Linked DNA regions of Mus musculus: region 1 is linked to region 2. Evidence: chromatin contacts called from ENCODE Hi-C or POLR2A ChIA-PET data. All regions are on one chromosome and are shown on one strand. The core of a region is the stretch at or near the end of the contact, and the rest is flanking DNA. Distances in the headings are between cores, read along the strand shown.

What was found. A loop is a pair of places that touch in the nucleus more often than their neighbours do. ChIA-PET counts read pairs that join two places held with the same protein, here RNA polymerase II (POLR2A).
Region 1: a map of gastrocnemius shows a loop between it and region 2 (4-fold over the local background). The contact joins the promoter of Eprs here to the promoter of Iars2 in region 2. A Hi-C loop is called at or near these places in 12 of 37 maps with a recorded cell type or tissue (T-helper 1 cell, T-helper 2 cell, adrenal gland and 3 more). POLR2A ChIA-PET finds 5 or more read pairs at or near these places in 3 of 5 experiments (Patski and embryonic stem cell).

What each region holds. Positions count from the first base shown.
Region 1 is chr1:185,360,393-185,364,334 of GRCm38, forward strand. Eprs (glutamyl-prolyl-tRNA synthetase) reads left to right here and starts at 2,652. Exons shown (of 32, transcript NM_029735.2): 1 at 2,652-2,851. The coding sequence starts at 2,806.
Region 2 is chr1:185,328,020-185,331,749 of GRCm38, forward strand. It overlaps Iars2 (isoleucine-tRNA synthetase 2, mitochondrial), which reads right to left and starts at 1,382. Exons shown (of 23, transcript NM_198653.3): 1 at 1,002-1,382. The coding sequence starts at 1,268. It also overlaps a transcript of Bpnt1 not described here.

The sequences.
Region 1 (3,942 bases), core at 1,402-3,901, 34 kb after region 2:
GCTCCAGGAGGTTGGATGCCCTCATATACCTCCAGGGTTACACACAGAAAAATAAACAAATTTAAAAGTTGTTTTTTTATTTTAAATTATGTATGTGTGGTTTGTATGTGTGAGGCCAATGCCCTGGAGGCCTGAAGAGGGTGCTGGAGTTAGAGATGGTGGTGAGCTGCCTGTGGTAACCCTGGTAACAGCAAGTGCTCTTTTTATTTATGTTTGTTGGTATTTTGCCAGCATGTATATCTGTGCACATGTATGTGCATGTATATCTGTGCACATGTATGTGCATCTAATGCCTGCAGGGGCCAGAGAAGGTATGGGATTCTTTCCTAGTTTTATGTCAACTTAACAGAAGCTAGAATCATTTTGGAAAAGGAATGTTTCCACCAGATTGGCCTGTGGTGCATTTTCTTGACTGATGATTGACGTGGGAGGGCCCAGCTCTGTATTCAGTGACATTCCTGAGATGGTGGTCCTGGGTACTATAAGAAAACAGGCTGAGCCAGCCCTGAAGAGCAACCCAGTAAATAGCGCCCCTCCATGGCTTCTATATCAGGTTCCTGCCTCCAGGTTCCTGCTTGAATCCCTGCTCCTACTCAGCTGCAGTGATGGACTGTTATCTGGAAGTGTGAGATAAAATAAGCCTGCCCCCATCCCAAGTTGCTTTTGGCCATAGTGTTTTATGAGAGCAACAGAATTTCTAACTAAGACACCCTGCAATCTGAGTTATATATGTTTGTGAGCCACCATGTAGGTTCCAGGAATTAAACCAGAATCCTCTGTGAGAGCAGCCACTGTTCTTAACTGCTGAGACACTCCTTATCCCCACCCCCTAAGTAAACATTTTAAAGTAGCTCAGTGGTGATTTCCCCAGCATGCATCAGGGCTTCGGATACAGGATTGGGGAAACGCCTCATTTTTGTGACATAACCCATTTTCTGCAGTTTGTTTGTTTGGTTTTTTTGGTTGGTTGGGTTTTTTTTTTTTTTTTTTTTTTTTTTTTTTTTTTTTTTTTTTTTGTAAATAGAGTTCTTTAGTTATTTCAGGTCAATCCTTGTGATAGATAGGTAGATATAGAGATTCTGCCTCAGACGATCAAACCAACAAATAAGTATAGTAATGGTTAAAAGACAAGAACTTCAAGAAAGACTTCAGGACTCAGTGTTTAGTATCTTAAGAGTAGAACACTTGCAGAGCCTTGGCTAGATTGCTCAGATGCAAAACCAAAAGCACACTGCTGCCCTAATATTTGTCCTGTTTCCGGGTGTATAAGTAGGCATCTTTCAGGGGGGTTTCTAATCCAAATTCTCTGTGATGCATGTGTTTGCCCAGGGCATTTTCCAAAAGTTCAAGTTCAAGGTGCAGGCGAGATTTCAGAAGCAGTACATATTTACCCTTACCTTCCAATAGCCTCAGGAATGTGCCAATGTTTTCATGTAACTATAGGGTAGCTATTTCTTTGGGTCCCTGCCTCTGAACCAGCATTTATACACAGCCATTTTGCAGCCGGCAAGGTACTTCTATTACAAAGGAATGAAAGAAGGCACCAGCCAGTGCACTTAATGCCATTTTGTTTCTTCTCTGACTCAATCCCCTACCCCCAGTCATACTCTTCTCTAATTACCTTGGATTCCAGAAATGACAAGACAAGTCTATCATGAAGACCTCCTCAGAGGCAGCCACTATGATTCAAAGTTGGAGTTTACTATGTGATTTTTTTTTTTTTTAAAGCATGGGAGTTGACAGGTGCTCCAAAGAGGACGCATACCACAGTCACACTTCATGGTCTTAGCAAGAACACTGAAGTTATTATTTTTAAAGGTTATTAAGGAATTTGGTCATGGGCTGTTCCTGAATTGTTCTTTTGTTTCCACTGTGAACACAAGTTAACTGTTGTGAGGTTCGCAGACCATCCTTAAGCTCACATACGCGTAGGCCTCCAGCCTGAATTATTATTATTGGTTTTTTGAGACAGGGTTTCTCTGTATAGCCTGAATTATTATTAACCCTCTCATTTGAAGATGCTTCTCTCTAAAACAGACAAACAAAACCCCCAAACATTGTCAATATTGGCAGGCTTCACTACAGATAGTAACATCTGGAAATCTTGATTCTCAGGGCCAGGAGGCCCAGCAAGCAGGTCCTTTTTCTCTTTGTCCCCATAGTTTTCTGTATTTCTAGCTTGCCTCCTAGATGCTGGGACGTGCACCACACCAAACAATCCTGAAAATATTTCCTTTTAGAGAAGACTGAAGGGAAGCTCCCTTATACCCAGTGTAGCTCGTCGACTTTGTGCATGGATGTGCCACTGCCCCAGAATGGACTAGTCTATCGTCCGCCTGCTTCCCTCACTTTCCGATGGGTCTTAACGGCTGTTCCTTTTCCACAACGGAGTGGCACCTCACGGGTGCCCAGTCCTGCTGCCAAGAGGCAACTGGAGCGTGCGGTTAAGGTGGAGGCGACGCACGGCGATTACGTTCAATAGCGTTCGCCAGACGTCAGTATCCGCGGGCCGGGGACGGGAGAGAGGCTGAAATGTCGTGGGCGCGCAGCGATGACGCACAGAGTAGCCTGCCTTGACCTCTCTGCAGTCGTGGCGCGTGGAGTGGGGCGGAGCGAAGGCTGCCTTGGCGGGCGCATATTTATGACGTGTCGTAGCGTGCGCACCGACTCCGGCGGTGGCGGCCCGTGGGGAGGAGTCAGGGCTGCGGTGCCTTCGGTCGCGCGCACACGTTGCATCTCCTTGCTTCCACCTGAACCCTCGCCGCCAGGAAGGCAGCCCGACGAGTAGACCGCAGCTCCTGGGAGATGGCGGCGCTGTGCCTCACGGTGAACGCCGGAAACCCTCCGCTGGGTAAGGGCGCCGCCGACCCGCGCGGGTTGCATCAGCGCGTGGGTGCGGGGCTGGTGCCGCGGCGGTCACGCCGAACGAGCCTCCCGCCCCGGGACGGACGGGCCTGTTCTGCTCTGCGGGGAACCCAGCCCCGCGTGGCCCCGGCCTCTGTCCGCTCGGGGCGCCGTCTCCCGAGGCCCGCTGTCCCGGGAGTGGGGGGACAGGACCAGAGCCCCGCGGGGAGACACGAGACTATGGCTGCGACTCTGCCAGGGTCCCAAGTGGCTTTTGAAGTGGAATTAAAACCCCAACTGTCTGTCCGGCCCGTCCTTTTAATGCGATCTAGGAACCTCCCGCCCCTTCCCCACCTCTCAGGAGATCTGAATTCACTTGCCCCACTTTCCCTTCGGTTGTCGAGTTAAAGGGAGCAAGGTAGACTTTTCTGTCAGCACTTGGAATTTTTACTGAGGCTGCGTTGGCTTGTGGTCGAAGGCTGTAATTACGGAAAGCCGTAGGAACGCTGCGGACTAATGCTACTGGCTGTTTTACTACACACCCCGTGGACGTAGTCCAGGCTCGAGTAAACGTCATCCTACGTTCCATTCGAAATTGATTTTTCAAAGTGGCTAACGCTATTGCTAGCTAGTTTAAAATTTCTGTCTTTTCATTACTTTGGGAAACAACCCAAAAATTTTATCATGTAGACTTGGAAGTACTTTTTCTAATACTCAAAAAGTCAGCCCCTTGAATACAATTGGCCATGTGGGGCTGATGAAATTTCTTGCAACCTCAACTTTGACAGCAGTCTGCGCCTATTGGAGTGAAAAGACATTTATTTATGTATTAATGCGCTGGGAAACAGCTCAGGGAGCTTTGCATTGTAGGCAAGCACTTGACTGTTGAGCCACACTCACCAGCCCTAAAAATAGACTGTAGCAATCGCTTGAAATGTTCTAAAATGATAACATTTTAGCATGTTAGTTCCAGTCTCTGTATGCTAACCTCACAACAAATCCATGAGCCCTGAAAGAAGTAGATGTGATTCTTGGTTTGAAACGGCACTAGGTAGATGATGCTGACCTCGTGGCTAATCCTGGAGGCCTGAGTTCTGC
Region 2 (3,730 bases), core at 132-2,631:
CACCACGTGGTTGCTGGGATTTGAACTCAGGACCTCTGGAAGAGCAATCAGTGCTCTTAACCACTGAGCCATCTCTCCAGCCCTTCAGTAGTCTTCAAAAATCCCAACAATTCTTCAGACTAAAGTGTAAACGTTTATGTGGCATGGTGGCTCTAAATTCTTAGCAAGTCTCTCAGTATTCACTACCTCAATACAGACCTGCTGAAAAACCTGTCTATTCCCAGTCCACTCTGCCACCCAAAACACACTGGTAATTTATTCTTTCAATTCTTTGGCCTCAATAATTCCCTAAATCCAAAGAATATTCAGGCTAACGCTATTCACTTAAGCAGTATTCCTGATTATCAGAAATATCTTAAATACTCTAGTGTGCAGACACTAACGAATGAATCTCAGACGTTAGCAAATTCAGTATGACATAGGAGACAGATACCGACGACACAGGGGACCCAGAAAAGGGCCGCTACTTTGTCCTTCAAAGAAATCATGATTCCTGTGAAAAACCTAAACATGTGACTAAGGTGGGGTTCAACCTCCCTTCTTTGGTAATACTTTTATAATGTTTTAAGTTTAGTTTTAAGTTTCTCTTTGATTATTCGTGTGTGGTGCACGCGAGCGCGGGTGCCTGCAGACAGAGGTCAGGCATCGGATCTTCTGGAGTTGGAGTTACAGGTGGTTGTGAACTGCCAGACTTGTGTGCTGGAAACGGAACGCGGATCCTCCGCAAGGGTGGCAAGCGCTCTTAGGCGCCGAGCTACCTCTCCAGCCCACTCCTGAAGTTTCATTTACACATGCTCACGCTGGCTACTTTCTGACAAGTGACAAAGGGAAAAGTGTGCAAAGCCGACTCGCTGGGAGCGGAAATCGGAAGGTGCTCGGTGCGGCTCCGGGCTTCACTTTGGAACCCGGCCCGCTGGGCGCTCGCCGGGGAAGCCGCGCGGCCTGCAGGGTTCCCGCAGAGCTGGCCCGCCCCGCCCTGCTCGGGTGGCCGCGTCCGGTACCTGCTGGATCTCCAGCTCCATGTCGGACTGCTGGCGGCCCAGCAGCTTCATCGGGAAGCTGGTCTGCGGCAGCAGCACCGTGTCACGGTATCTGCCGCCTTTCGAGCTGCTCTGGGGGCTGTCCGCCCCGGCCACGGATCGTACCACGAGCCTCCTCGTCATCCCCAGACACCCTAGGCGGCTGGGCAAACGGGCTGGCCCCCAGAAGCTCCCAGCCGCGGCGACCGCCGCCGCCCCGGGCCCGCGAGGGCACAGCCCCCAGTGCATGGTGGACGAGCCGGGCGGAGCCCTCCGCACACGGCCCACGGCAGCCGCCCGGTACCTAAAGGTAGAGACCCTTGAAGAGCTCGGCGGCGAGGAACTGCGCACGCGCTCCGGGGCGGAAGGGGCGGGGCAAGAGCAAGGGCGGGGTTTTCCGGCTTGGAAGTCTGTATCTCTACAGGTCTTTCATGAGGTCTAGTAGGGGTAGAGAGAGGTGTTTACTATCACTCGGCTTTCCCCAATCAGATACATTTAATTAACTTGTCCAGGGTCATAAACAAAAGTAGCAAAGCTAAAGCCGTGCAGTGGTGGTGCAGGGGATTAGTCCCAGCACATGGTGGCAGAGCCAGTCGGGTCTCCAAGTTCGAGGCTAGCCTGGTCTACAGAATGAGCTCCGCAGGACAGCCAGGGCTACACGGGTTTACAACTGTAATTTTGCCATTTTTGTGCCACACTTTAACAAAAATGTATAGAAAGTGACTACAAACAAGATAAAGGAAGGGGGGAAAGGTAAGCACAGGCAATTCATAAAAAAAATATAGCCAATGAATGCAAAACTATGCTCACCTTTGGGAGTCAGGATGACACAGAGCCATCTAATAGATTAGAACAAGCATGAAGTTTGGTAGCAAGTATCGAGAGAGTGGAAACGTGGACTGCCAGAGGTAGTATACAGCCTGTTTTGCCTTCTCATTTCCGTGTGTGTGTGTGTGCATATTTGCATGTGTGGGCATGCATCTATGTGTGCATGTGGAAGTCCTAGGTTGATGGTGGGAATCATCTTCCATGCCTCTTTCACCTCATTCAAGGAGTTAGGGTCTCTCAGAAACAAAGAGCTGGCCCATATGGTTAGTCTTTCTAAGCAGCTGGCTCGGGGGATGCGGGCCTTCCCCCGCACCTGGAATTATACACGGTGTTTAAGCGTTTTTGTGAATTCTCCTGTTTGTACCACCATCTCCCCTGCTCTGTAGTAAATGACAGCATTTACAATACCGTTCTCTGAACTGTAGTTTCCCATTTGAGAACCTGACTGACAGCTGTCATCTCACAGCAGCATGAAGAAAACATTACCACCAAACTCTCCAGAACAACTAGCTGTATTCAATCAACTAGGCTGTTTTCTGGGAAACCCTATGAGAAGATATGTAGCTGGTCTGAGCTACTTTGTGGATTCTTTTCCCATGCTTTATTCTCCCAGTTTCATCCTCTACCTCTAGATAGGAGAAGAACAATGATAGAGGAGAGAAAAAGAGATACAGACCCCAATCTTATTTTCTCTGTGAGCACAACTATGCCACCCTGTCTCCACTCTTTAGCATTTATATACCATCTGAAAAGTTGATTTCAAATATCATACAATCACAGAAATTATCCACAGGTAGCAAAACCACGCCTCTGCTAGGGCAAGAGGCAAATCAGAGTCAGCAGCCGCTGTCATAGTTGGATGGTCTGAAGCAGCCCCATATCCCCGCATCTGGGATTCAAGCAAAAACATTTGTTTGTCTGTTTTTTTAAAAACAAACAAAAACAAAAAAAACAAAACTCCAGAATTCTCCCTACAAAGATACTGTGAGCTCATGAAAGAGGCATACTTCCCAGAGTGCCGGTGGACTCTGCATCTCAGTGGCTAAGCTAAATCCATGAGAGAGAATGTATCTGTCCGTATTTATGGCAATTGTTACGCCGTTACAATGTAACTACAAAAACTAATGTATGGACTGTTAAGTTTTTTGTTTTGTTTTGTTTTGTTTTGTTTTGTTTTTTGATTTATTTATGTGTATGAGTCTTTGCCTGGGTGTATTTATGTGCACCATTTGTGTGTCTGGTACCAGAGGAGGTCAGAAGAGGTTGTGGAGCACCATGGAACTAGAGGTTTGGATAGTTGTGAGCCTGTGCTGGGAACCAAACCCCAGTGCTCTGGAAGAACGTGTGCTCCAAACTGCCTGCTGAGCCATCCCACCAGCATCCAGTGTACGGCTTTAGAGGGTGTGTGTTGTAGACATTTTTACCACACCTGAAAGGTATGTCTAAATACAGAGTAAATGAAATAAACTAAAGAAGTCTTTCCCAGGGCTGGAGAGGTGGCTCAGCTGTTAAGAGCACTGACTCCTCTTCCAGAGATCCTGAGTTCAATTCCCAGCGACCACATGGTGGTTCACAACCATCTGTAATGGAATCAGATGCCCTCTTCTGGTCTGTCTGAAGATAGCTGCAGTGTACTCATATACATAAAATAAATAAATTAAAAAAAAAAAGTCTTTCCCAATCCTAGCGATATGTAAGTGGTGTGTGTGGACATTTCTCGCTGGGCTGGTGAGAATAGGAGTGTGTAGTACAGGAAAAGCTGAGGTAGGACTGCCAAGAATTCGAGGCCTGCCTGAATGATACCGTGTGTGTGTTTATATGAATGTATATGAATATATGCATGTATATGAACAAATATATATTAACAAATATATATGAACAAA